Regions from separate parts of the Homo sapiens genome. Here region 1 is linked to region 2. Evidence: chromatin contacts called from ENCODE Hi-C or POLR2A ChIA-PET data. All regions are on one chromosome and are shown on one strand. The core of a region is the stretch at or near the end of the contact, and the rest is flanking DNA. Distances in the headings are between cores, read along the strand shown. Region 1 has its middle 17 kb from the start of LINC03108. Region 2 has its middle 10 kb from the start of IRF2BP2.

Evidence for each region. Hi-C counts contacts between places; a loop is a spot of excess contacts on that map. ChIA-PET counts read pairs that join two places held with the same protein, here RNA polymerase II (POLR2A). Pooled maps may share reads with other maps.
Region 1: a loop to region 2 is called in a map of gastrocnemius medialis, with 2.7 times the contacts of the local background. The contact joins two enhancer-like sites. A Hi-C loop is called at or near these places in 21 of 168 maps with a recorded cell type or tissue (CD14-positive monocyte, OCI-LY7, Right ventricle myocardium superior and 12 more) and 13 of 50 pooled maps. POLR2A ChIA-PET finds 5 or more read pairs at or near these places in 18 of 52 experiments (AG04449, B cell, BJ and 14 more).

Annotation. Positions count from the first base shown.
Region 1 is chr1:234,996,066-234,998,941 of GRCh38, forward strand. No RefSeq gene overlaps it. Among named protein-coding and RNA genes, the nearest start is that of LINC03108, 17 kb to the left of the region's middle. RefSeq lists an enhancer at 1,872-2,876. Within about 2 kb of position 1,386, at least 33 of the 41 ENCODE cell types and tissues checked have a DNase peak (open chromatin) inside an H3K27ac peak, as active enhancers do; they include HCT116, adrenal gland, endothelial cell of umbilical vein and 6 more, where a contact is called at or near this core.
Region 2 is chr1:234,598,563-234,601,330 of GRCh38, forward strand. No RefSeq gene overlaps it. Among named protein-coding and RNA genes, the nearest start is that of IRF2BP2, 10 kb to the right of the region's middle. RefSeq lists enhancers at 789-1,302, 1,303-1,816 and silencers at 1,360-1,889, 2,290-2,339. Within about 2 kb of position 1,254, at least 40 of the 41 ENCODE cell types and tissues checked have a DNase peak (open chromatin) inside an H3K27ac peak, as active enhancers do; they include HCT116, adrenal gland, endothelial cell of umbilical vein and 6 more, where a contact is called at or near this core.

The DNA of each region.
Region 1 (2,876 bases), core at 136-2,635, 400 kb after region 2:
TATGTGTATATATAGGTATATGTGTATATATAGGTATATATGTGTATATATAGGTATATGGGTATATATAGGTATATATATGTGTATATAGGTATATGGGTATATATAGGTATATATATATGTATATATGTATATATATACGCACACACATAGATATACACCATATATCTGTGTATTAATCCTGTTTATATATAAATCATATATATGTATATACTATGTGTGTATGTATACATATGCATATATACAAATATACACCTGCTCATATACATATACACGCAAAGGCATATTTATGTGCTGTTTTTTTGTTTTGTGTTGTTTTGAGACGGAGTCTTGCTTTATCGCCCAGGCTGGAGTGCAATGGCGCCATCTCGGCTCAGTTTTTAATAGCAAAACATTGGAAACTTCTTAAATGCCCATCAGTAGGTGACAGTTTAAATCACAGGTCTGCAAGTGGGCCAGTGGGCCAAAACCCAGTCTAGGACCTATTTTGTGAATAAAGTTTTATTGGAACATAGCCACACCTGGTCATTTACGTCTTTGACCAATTTGGAGCTACAATAACAGAGTTGAGTGTTTGCAGCAATGACCATCTGACCCACAAAACCAAAAATATTTACTATCTGGCCATTTACAGGAAAAGTTTGTCGACGCCTAGGTTAAATTATGCTTCCTCTAAATGAAGCTATTAAACGATCCTGTAAGTCTGTAATTATGGCTACGAAAAGCCCATGATCTCTTAAAAAGTAAGAAAATTAGTTGGAAAATGTTAACACAATCCCATTTTTATCAAAGCAAAATGTATTCACCTGAACGTGCATACAAAAATGTGCATTGAAAACTATGTATCTTTCCTCTAGAAAGTTATGGGAGAAGGAAGATAATAGACGGTGTTTTTTCTTCCTTATATTTTCTTTTTGTGTTTGATTTTTAAATAATGAGTACACCTTAAAGTTCTTTTTATTGGGAGAAACAGTTGCTCACTTCCTCCACTCCCTAATAGCTGGTGAAAGGTGTCAGCTTTAGGAAGGGCTGTGTCAGGGAAATATCTTGGCTTCTGGGGTGTTGGGGCAACAAAGGGCCAGGAAAGACAGCCCCTCAGAGGAACAGACCCCAGTGACATCCTTGGGTGGGCCCCCGCCTGAGCAGCAACTTCTTCCAGCTCTGTCTCCCACTACAGCCTCTGCCCTTGGCATGGTCCAGAGCTGCGATGGCGAAAACTCATCACCAAGCATTGCCTCCGCTGCACCCAACCCAGCAGAAAAAGAGTCCAGAGAACATCCTGGTCCTGAGTCAGCCCCTGGCTTCAACCCACAGGACACCACAGGGCGCCACGGGACATGGCACAGCGCCAGATGCCAGGGATCCGAGGAGACAGAGCATGATGTCCAAACATGAATGGCTTATTTTTAGCAAAGTCCAGCCCTCACATCCTGGCCCTGCTCCAGGGTGAGCAACAACATTCCCTCTGACTCAGCTCCGCAAGCTGACTCGGTTTCAGAGGAACAAGGTAGTCTCTCCTTGCTGACGTTAGCGGCAGGCAGTCCTCCCCTTCAGGAAAAATCTGTACAGCAGTTCTGATTCCTTCTGGGACTGTGTGCTGGCTGCTTCCAGAAGAAACATAACTATTCCCTTCACAGTCTGGGCTTCGGAACTGGGTGCAGAAACTTCCACACTCCATCTCCTGGACTCCCATCTTCTAACCTTCCCGTGTGATTTCCAAGGAAACCAGATGGCTGCCTTCTCCCCCCTCTTCCTCTTCCTCCTGCACAATGAGCCGAGAGACCCAACCCTGCAGCTCTGGCCTGAAACTGGGGCCTGTTTCTCGGGGGTTTCTGTCTCTTCAATCAGTCCCCACACTGTGTCCAGCAGACTAGAGCAATGAAGGGAGGAATCATTTTCTTCCAGTAACGACACTAGAACCTATGTTCTGCTGTAATGAATGATACAGGTTTGCCAGGAAGACGTGTCATCAATGCCAATAAAACAAGGCAGAGTACAGATACCTCCAGAGATCTTGCCAGAGAGGCTCACAGCCCCGATAGGTTTGTGTATGTTTTGGGGTGGGGGAACATGAGAGAATGAGAGATTATTTTCCTTCTGGACGTTCTCAACATGCCTGAAATAGCAAGGACACAGCTGTCCCTCCCCAGTTGTCCCTGTGTGATTGGAATTGCAGGAGTCAGTTGTCTCAAAGCAAAGAAAGTGCAGAGCCTGCACGTATCCAGATCTTCCGAAAGACGAGGCCCTGTTCTCCTGGCCTGGCGCCTGGGTTTCTCATTTGCTCCTAGGTCTCTGGTATTGTGCCGCCTGCATCCCAGGCAACGCCAGCAACCCAAGCCCCGCTGAACAAGTCAAGACCTCTCTGGATGAGGTCAGGAGCTGGAGCTTCCCCTTATTTTGTTAGGAAGCACCATGCGTCAGCCTTTATTCACACCCTATAAAGTTGTAGCCTTTAAGGTTAGTCTCTTCCACACCTATAATTCTCCACCAGAGCAATTTGCTGCAGAGAAAGAGCCCTCCAGCAGGCAGTACCTGTGAGTCACGGCTTCTTCCTGGCCCCCGCCCGCCCTAAAGGAGTGGCTACTAACAGGCACCTTTGATCCTCAGGCTGCTCTGGGAGTTGGAAGAGTCGCGGAGGCTCACCTGTAGTCATAAGGTCAAGAGACTTGCCATGAGAAATAGTAACAGTAGCACCGCCTGGATCCCACCCCCGGTCTTCTCCTTTGGGCCTCTGTTCTTCCTCTAGGGGTTGGATCTTTCAGCTCTGCCATCTGCCTTTCATATCATCAGTTCTATTTTTGTTTTGTTTTTGTTTTTGTTTTTGTTTTTGTTTTTGAGATGAAGTCTTGCTCTTTTGCCCAGGCTGGAGTGCAGTG
Region 2 (2,768 bases), core at 4-2,503:
ACCATGTTGGCCAGGCTGATCTCAAACTCCTGACCTCAGGTGATCCACCCGCCTCGGCCTCCCAAAGTCCTGGGATTACAGGCGTGAGCCACTGTGCCTGGCCTATATTTTTTTTTAATAATTGCAAAACAGACACAAAAGCTAATTGAATTACCTGAGATGACTGCGCAAGTCCCAAGAACATCTGGAGATTTCCTGACCTTTATTCTAGTGGTTTTATCTGGGGGCAGAACTGGACAATTCTGAGGTGTTTTCAGAAAACCTTGAATTTGCATCTCTCAGCATAGTTCCCTCTCAAAGGTCTTTGTGAAGGAGCAGAGCCACTGAAATTGCATTGCTGCTGTGTTAAAAACAGCCACAGGAAAAGAGCAAGAATAATTTCCTAGGAATTGCATTTCAACCCGGAAAAGCTTCCAGATTCCTCAGTAACATATATAAAGAGCAGAGTGCATTGCATGATTTCCATCTCAAACTTCTAAATGGTTTTTGTGCCTATTATCTAGAAAGAAAAATATGTTGGTGAAGGAAGTCTTTGGGTAGGGTTGTGTCTAGGAATTCACAAGCCTGAAGCAAGGCTTTTTTTTTTTTTTCTAGCCTCCTATCCATTCACCGGTTCATTCACTTTTAAACAATCACTAAAACTATTACACAATACTTATTCCACAATCTAGTTGCTACTTCTGGTAGCCAGCACCCTGCCCCCCCAACTCCAAGGCTGGTGATGGAGAAATAGTTTAATGTCAGTTTTTTAAAGTGACAGGGGTCATGCTGTTCATTTTTTGAGAAAATACTGCAGAGTATTAAAGGGAATAATTAATAAAAATTAGCAGTTAACTAATTGGGTAGAACCTCAGGTGCACAACAATGCTATGATCAAAGAAAAACTTTTTTCTTCAAATTTAAATAAAAGTTTCTTGATAGAAAGTAAACTCATTTTCAGGCAGTCAGTTGTTAACAGTACTCTGGGCAGTTCCCATAGGGGCATGTCCTGAGGTTTGCTTAATAAATACATTTTTATTAGCATGCACCATCCATTAGTGCTAACACAGATGCTTCTTAAACACGCGTGTTTACTTCACCAGCACGGAACATTTGGCTTATTATAGCTGCAGCCAAAAAAAAAAAAAAAAAGCAGCATCATGATTTCCAAAAAGGGAGTGACATTTGATTTGGGGCAGCTCTTGTCATGCGCCATCTCCAACTTAGAAAATCCACCCTGTACAGCCCGGCCCGCGTCAGGGACCCTTGCAGGCGGCAGCCACGGCTGCTGCTGACGCGCGTTTGATCTTTTCTGGGCCACCGAGGGCTCGCCACACCCCTGCTCTGGCGCGCACGTTCCTCGCTCGGCCTCGCCCAGCAGGAGCCAGACCTTTTACTTTATTTGGTTCACCACGCGGTCTCTGCTCCAGAGAGCGCGCCGGCGGCGGCGCACTCGGGCCCTCGCGCGCACTCGCACATTCTTCCCCGGGAACGCGGGCGGGGGGCGCGAGGAGGTGGCCGGGCCCGGGCTGCGGTCCCTCTAATTATAGCCCGGCAGCTGGCGCGCTGGCTTGGCCTGGCGCTCGGGGCCAGGACTGGGCGGCGGAGCGGAGGGGCGGGGCGCACCGGGCCGTTTCCCGTTTCCGGGCCCGCGCCCCGCCCCGTCCCGTCCCGTCCCGTTCCGTTCCGTTCCGCCCCGCCCCGCCCCGCCCCGCCCGGGGTCGCGCGGCTCCACGTGCGCAGAGCCGGGCGCGCGGAGACTGCGCTGCTCCAGCCCGGGAAAAGTTCTAGAATAGAGGCGCGGCGCAAGTCAGGGGGCCGCCTTGGAAACCGCAGCAAGGGCTCCTTGTGGGCTCCAGGCTGTTGGAGAGTGAGGGAGCCTCCTCCCCTTTCCTTCCCGTGGAGTAAACAGAGCTTGGCAGGGCTGGAGGCTTTCTTCCTTTTAAAAAGTGCCATTCTGAACAACGATACAAAGTGAAAAAATAAATTTTTTAAAAAAGAAAGGGAAAAACTACAATTTGACCATTCTGACCAGCCTCCTTGTTCCAACTGGCCTCTTGATTTGTATAAAGATAATGGGGTCCGGCGGCCCCCTTGATGCATGAATTGCACGCTGGGCATAATGAACTTATTGTGCGAAAGCACTTTGGACTTCGGACTGTGTTCCTATGTCAGAATTTTACTGTGGTTTGTAAGATAAACTGGAAGGAAACAAACTCGTGGTTAACTCTTGTCAATACGTGTCTTGAACCAAGCAAAGTGACATTTCCTACCTGTGGCTTTGACTTTAAGCTGCACAAAAGGTAGGAGCTAGCCTCTCAGCTGTTCAAAGCCTAGAATGAGATGCCTGCTTAGTAGGTGTTAAATTATAACAGCAACAACCCATATGGTGCTTATTAGGAGAATAGTATTCCAAAACTTCTCTAATGACTGTGACCCTCCTGTGAAATTCTGATTTCAATTGTATATGGGGTACAATAAATCTTTATCTTTTATCACCAGAAAAGCTAATTGAACTGCTGTTTGCAGGCAGAAATAACAAAATGGGGGTAATGGGCTCTTAGCCTGGGCTAAGACTCTCAACAGCTTTTTTCTGTTTTGCAGCTCACACATACAGTCGGCTCAGGCAGACGGCCCAAGACAAGCCTGTGCCAAAGAAATGCTGATTTAGTCTGACCCAGACAATCTCTACTCCCACATGTCACTTCTCTGCAGAACTCTTACTAGTATGGCAAATACTTTAAAAATCATACAATAAAAGAAGGCAAAACCTCAGTAATTTGAGGTTC